Regions from separate parts of the Homo sapiens genome. Here region 1 is linked to region 2. Evidence: read pairs that join two places in POLR2A ChIA-PET (ENCODE). Cell type or tissue: CD4-positive, alpha-beta T cell. All regions are shown on one strand. Each heading gives the region's core, and the rest is flanking DNA. Links, peaks and the distances in the headings are about the cores only. Region 1 overlaps TIAL1 (TIA1 cytotoxic granule associated RNA binding protein like 1). Region 2 overlaps BAG3 (BAG cochaperone 3).

What was found. Peaks named below come from ENCODE experiments on the same cell type or tissue, not always from the same donor. Only the 100,000 strongest peaks of a DNase experiment are listed, where the experiment ranks them.
Region 1: POLR2A ChIA-PET joins it to region 2 with 9 read pairs; 8 of 35 experiments call an interaction of 5 or more read pairs at or near these places.

The regions. Positions count from the first base shown.
Region 1 is chr10:119,571,573-119,574,487 of GRCh38, reverse strand. It overlaps TIAL1 (TIA1 cytotoxic granule associated RNA binding protein like 1), which reads left to right. Exons shown (of 12, transcript NM_003252.4): 12 at 1-1,023. Among named protein-coding and RNA genes, the nearest start is that of TIAL1, 24 kb to the left of the region's middle. In CD4-positive, alpha-beta T cell, for the core only: no CTCF peak of the experiment used is centred there; no DNase peak of the experiment used is centred there.
Region 2 is chr10:119,662,806-119,665,720 of GRCh38, reverse strand. All of the region lies in intron 1 of BAG3 (BAG cochaperone 3), which reads right to left. Among named protein-coding and RNA genes, the nearest start is that of BAG3, 13 kb to the right of the region's middle. In CD4-positive, alpha-beta T cell, for the core only: no CTCF peak of the experiment used is centred there; a DNase peak (open chromatin) is centred at 1,660; H3K4me3 peaks cover 1,087 bases; H3K27ac peaks cover 1,820 bases.

The sequences.
Region 1 (2,915 bases), core at 145-2,644, 91 kb after region 2:
TGGGGTGTTTTTAAAAATTAAGATATATTTTGCCCAAGAATTTTTTTAACAAGATTGCTAAAAACATCTTATTTAGACACTTCAATGTACCAATTTATAATTGGATATTCAGTTTAAATAGTACACAGAGTTGTGGCTTTTATTTTCAATTAATTTTTTTCCTTGTGGGCAGTGTGCATGGTATAATAAGCCTGAGCAGAGGCTTAAGTTGTATGTGTGCAGAGTTTGTAAAGGAATCAATTGGAAGATGCAGAAGACCGAGGTTTGCTTTCAAGGTATTTTTCAGGCTGTGTGGGTAAAATTTGCCTCAAATTTCTATCAAACAGGAATGTAAAATAGATAAAATCCTATGTATTTGAATTGTCAGAGCTAGGGAGTGCAAATGTTTTGGCAATGTATTCAAAATGCTGGCCTGGGCACCAAAGAGAAAATAGCCTTTTACAGTTACATAGTAAGATGCGATTAGTACCCACAAATTACTGTTTTCTAAACATTTGAAGTTTTACGATTAGCTTTAAAATAATGATTTTATAAATTGGTGGTCACAATAATTTTGGTATTACTTTCCTCCTTTTCCCACTTAGCAATATAGCCAAATGTATTCAACATAAAAATTCATAGGGTCTGAAATTCATAGCTGGGCCAAATTTTTTATGGCACCTTAGTTTTACCATAATGGTCATCTATTACACTCTTCTGTTATAAAATATACCCTTATTTCTTTTGTTTATAGTATCTTTGAGGAATGTTTTTGGAAAAGTTAATTTATATTTTATAGGGAGAACACTCAATAAATTATGTTAACTGTGCCCCCGAGTTAAAAATTTTATGAGTATATGTGAAACTTGAACAACTGAAGACTTTTTTTAATTGATAAAAATGCTTAGTATGCCTGTTTTGGTCTGCCAGTAAATTAAGTAGCTTATTGAGATAACTAACAGCTAAATATAGCTGTAGTGTTTCCTGACTGTATATTCTATGATTTAATAAAATTATCCAGACTAGTTATATTGCCACAGTAAACATGTGACTGAAGTGTCCTTCATCTTAATCTGAAAGAGGGCAAAATTTCATGATCAGTTAATGGAAGTTATTTCATATTAAGTGGTTTTTTTTTTTTTTTTTTTTTAGATGGAGTCTTGCTCTGTCGCCAGGCTGGAGTACATGTAGTGATGAGAACTTGGCTCACCGCAACCTCTGCTTCCCAGATTCAAGCGATTCTCCTGCCTCAGCCTCCTGAGTAGCTGGGATTACAGTCACGTGCCACCATGCCCAGCTAATTTTTTTGTGTTTTTAGTAGAGATGGGGGTTTCACCATGTTGGCCAGGATGGTCTCGATCTCCTCACCTCGTGATCCGCCCGCCTCAGTCTCCCAAAGTGCTGGGACTACAAGCGTGAGCCACGGTGTCTGGCTTTTTTTTTTTTTTTTTTTTGAGACGGAGTCTTGCCCTGTCGCCAGGCTGGAGTGCAGTGGTGCAATCTCGGCTCACCGCAACCTCCGCCTCCTGGGTTCAAGCTATTCTCCTGCCTCAGCCTCCCGAGTAGCTGGACTACAGATGCATGCCACCATGTCTAGTAAATTTTTGTATTTTTAGTAGAGACAGGGTTTCACCATGTTGGCCAGGATGGTCTCAATCTCCTGACCTCGTGATCCACCCACCTCGGCCTCCCAAGGTGCTGGGATTACAGGCGTGAGCCACTGCACCTGGCCATTAAGTGGTTTTTAAAATACAAAGCTACTTATCCAAATGAAATGTACCATTTAAAAACTACAACTGGGCCGGGCGCAGTGGCTCAGCCTGACCAACATGATGAAACCCTGTCTCCACTAAAAATACAAAATTAAGCGTGGTGGCCCGTGCCTGTAGTCTCAACTACTCAGGAGGCTGAGGCAGGAGAATCTCTTGAACCCAGGAGGCGGAGGTTGCCCTGAGCCAAGATTGTGCTATTGCACTCCACCCTGGGAAATAGAGCAAGACTCCGTCTCAAAAAAAAAAAAAGTGCAACTGTTGCCGGGCATGGTGGTTCACACCTGTAATCCCAGCACTTTGGGAAGCTGAGGCGGGTAGTGGATCACCTAAGGTCAGGAGTTTGAGACCAGCCCAGCCAACATGGTGAAACCCCATCTCTACTAAAAATAACAAAAAAATTAGCTGGGCGTGCTGGTGGGCGCTGGTAGTCCCAGTGACTTGGGAGGCTGAGGCAGGAGAATTGAACCTGGGAGGTGGAGGTTGCAGTGAGCTGAAAATGCGCCACTGCACTCCAGCCTGGGCGACAGAGCGAGACTCCATCTCAAAAAATAAATGAATTAATTAAAAGTATGGCTGTTGAGCTAACAGATGATTTTATAACATGACCCAATGCTATCTTGATCCAACTTAAGCCTAAGAATCGTTGCTCCCCACCCCGTTCATCAAAAACATCAGCAGAGACTTTTTGGGCATGCAAGGAAATGTTTTTTATTTCATAATTATTTTGAGATTTATTTTGGTGATGTGTTTCTGACTGACTGCCATATTCTTTGTTCTCATAATTTCTCTACTAGTATTTTCACTCCCAACCCCCGTGCCATTCCCACTTGATTTTTATGTCTGCTGGCAGTGAGAGGCTAAAATGGCCAACTTAAGCCAAAGCTGTAAACAACAGTTGAAGTAAGTCTTTCAATAAAGACTAGACTATATGATAAGTGGCTTTTTCTTATTGTCGTTTATTACATAATTATTCTACCAGGTTGCCATGAAATAAGCAACTGGGTTTTAAGTTTTCAGTAGTTATGTGGAGTATGTATGTAGTCAGGACCTATTTCCATGTTCTGTGTAAGTGTTAACAAGTCCATTAGCTTTGCTGAATTTAATCTCTGGATATGAAGGAGTAGAAATTTGCATCCTTCTAAAAATGCATGCTCTGTTTAATAT
Region 2 (2,915 bases), core at 101-2,600:
AATTCCAATGAAAAATGAAACTCCCACCCGTAATGAGGTCTATGCCAGGAATGCTGATGCCACATTCTAATGTTCCCATCCACTATCATTAGGGTCACAACAGCAAATGCTTCCGCTTTTACTAAGTAAAAAACACCACCTGGGCCAGGCGTGGTGGCTCACACCTGTCATCTCAGCACTTTGGGAGGCCGAGGCGGGTGGATCACCTGAGGTCAGGAGTTCAAGACCAGCCTGGCCAACGTGATGAAACCCCATCTTCACTAAAAAAAATACAAAAATTAGGCTGGGCGCGGTGGCTCACGCCTGTAATCCCAGCACTTTGGCAGGCTGAGGTGGGTGGATCACGAGGTCAGGAGATGGAGACCATCCTGGCTAACACGGTGAAACCCCATCTCTACTAAAAATACAAAAAAAAAATTAGCTGGGCATGGTGGCAGGCACCTGTAGTCCCAGCTACTCGGGAGGCTGAGGCAGGAGAATGGCGTGAACCCGGGAGGTGGAGCTTGCAGTGAGCCGAGATCGCACCACTGCACTCCAGCCTGGGCGACAGAGCAAGACTCCAACTAAAAAAAAAAATATATATATATATATATACACACACACACACACACACACACACACACACACAAACAAAAATTAGCTGTGTGTGGTGGCGGGTGCCTGTAATCCCAGCTACTCGGGAGGCTGAGGCAGGAGAATCGCTTGAAGCTGGAGGCGGAGGTTGCAGTGAGCTAAGATCACACCATTGCACTCTAGCCTGGGCTACAAGAGTGAAACTCTGCCAAAAAAACTCTCACACACACACAAAAAACACCACCTGGAAGAGTTAAATTGCCCTTTCTCTCTTCTATGGTGTTTTCAACACAATCTAGCAAAGAGAGATATTTTGTAAATAAAAGAATCAAAAGAAAAAATGTGTAATATTTATAATTCTAGAATCTGACTAAAACATGTCTCTTCAGTCTACTAAGTGTTTTCAAGTTCAAGCACATCCAGATAATGCCTCTTGGTTACACCAGCATCTCTCAGATAAGGCTTACTATGTGCCCCTTCCTGATTCAAGCGGGAGCTCGGAATCTGCCTCCTCAAAGTTGGGGGGACAGCTCTGTGTGATCATGGGACAGGGACTGGGATGCAACCACGGTGACCAAGCAGATGACTGCTGATCCTCATGGCCACCTCATCAGGGCCCGCCTGCAGCTCAGAGCTCATTATCCTTATCTCGGCTAAAGACATCAGGAACACATATTATACAAAATCCAATTAGGAAAGAAGAGCCCAGGGGCTCAGTCCTGACTCTCACTGCTTATCTCACTATATTAATTTATAAAATGAATTGGCTAATTCTGCCCCCTTGTTTGTGCATTGCATTAAAAATCTGAAAAATCTGAGGCATGTCTCAGGGCACCAAACAACTCCATGAGATGGCCAAGATAGAAAGCAGGAAAAAAATGACCCCAGATGAGTCAAAATTTGCCCTATTATGTACAAGATATTATGATTAGAGAAAGCCTGAGGTCAGGTTCTGAGCTTTGGTGAGCTGTTGGGCTCGTTTGCTTAAGAGCAGGTCTAAACTGCACTAGTGGTTTTTAGCAGCAACATGGGCGCTGAGGGAACAGCAGGAGAGCTCGGAAGAGGCTGCACTTGGTCCTAACGCTGGCTCTGCCCCTAAATACATGTGTTACGGAAGTGGCTCACATGCCCTCTGTGAACTTTCGTTTTCTCAGCTGCAAAATGAAGGGGAGGCCCAAAAATGTTCTAGAAAGCAGTGGTTCTCCAGCACTTGGGGTATCGAAGCACCCAGGAAATGCAAACATTGCAGACTCTTAAGCCCAACCCAAGTAGGTCTGATTCCGTAGGTGTGTGAGGAAGCCTAAAGGTCCGCAGTGAGAAAAACGATGATGGAAAGTTCCTTTCAGCTCTGACACTCTGCGTGGCCTGATTTCCAAAGTCCCTTCAAGCTCTCAACAGCTATACAAGCCCCCAAACAAGGAAAAGTTAATGTCACAGAAATCTAAAAACGACTACTCCTAACTACACTCAAATCATATCAGAACTGCCAGAACTCAGAGCACCCCAAAGTTTCATGTCCCAGATGAAGAGGAGGGCCCGGGTCCGGTGGTTCATGTCTGTAATCCCAGCACTTTGGGAGGCCGAGGCGGGTGGATCATCTGAGGTCAGATCCATTCCCAGGAGTTTGAGACCAGCCTGTCCAAAATGACAAAACCCTGTCTCTTCTAAAAATACAAAAATTAGCTGGCCGTGGCGGTGGGCATCATAATCCCAGCTGCTTAGGAAGTTGATGATGCACGAGAATCGCTTGAACCCAGGGGTGAGAGGTTGCAGTGAGCCAAGATTGCAGCACTGCACTCCAGCCTGGGCGACAGAGTGAGACTCTGTCTTAAAAAAACAACAACAAAAAAACAAAACCAAAAACAAATGAAGAGAAGGAAGCCTCTAACCCCCAACCCTGTGCCCTAAAAGCAGGGTGGGAACCACAACCCTTGGGCACCTGCAAGGTGTCTGCCTAGAGAGGCGTACGCCAGGCACATGTTCATGAAAGAGCCGTGGAGAAGAATCTACCTTGACCCACCCACAACTGACTCCCTGCACACTGAGTGGTCACTGAAACCCGAAAATGGGCACCTTCTGTGAGCCCCAATCTTGGCTCCATGGTACAGTGCTCTTTATTTTATTTTTATTTTTGAGACAGAGTCTCGCTCTGTCGCCTAGGCTGGAGTGCAGTGGCGCGATCTCGGCTCATTGCAACCTCCGCCTCCCGCGTTCACGCCACTCTCCTGCCTTAGCCTCCTGAGTAGCTGGGACTACAGGTGCCCGCCACCATGCCCAGCTAATTTGTGTGTGTTTTTAGTAGAGACGGGGTTTCACTATATTGGCCAGGATGGTCTCGATCT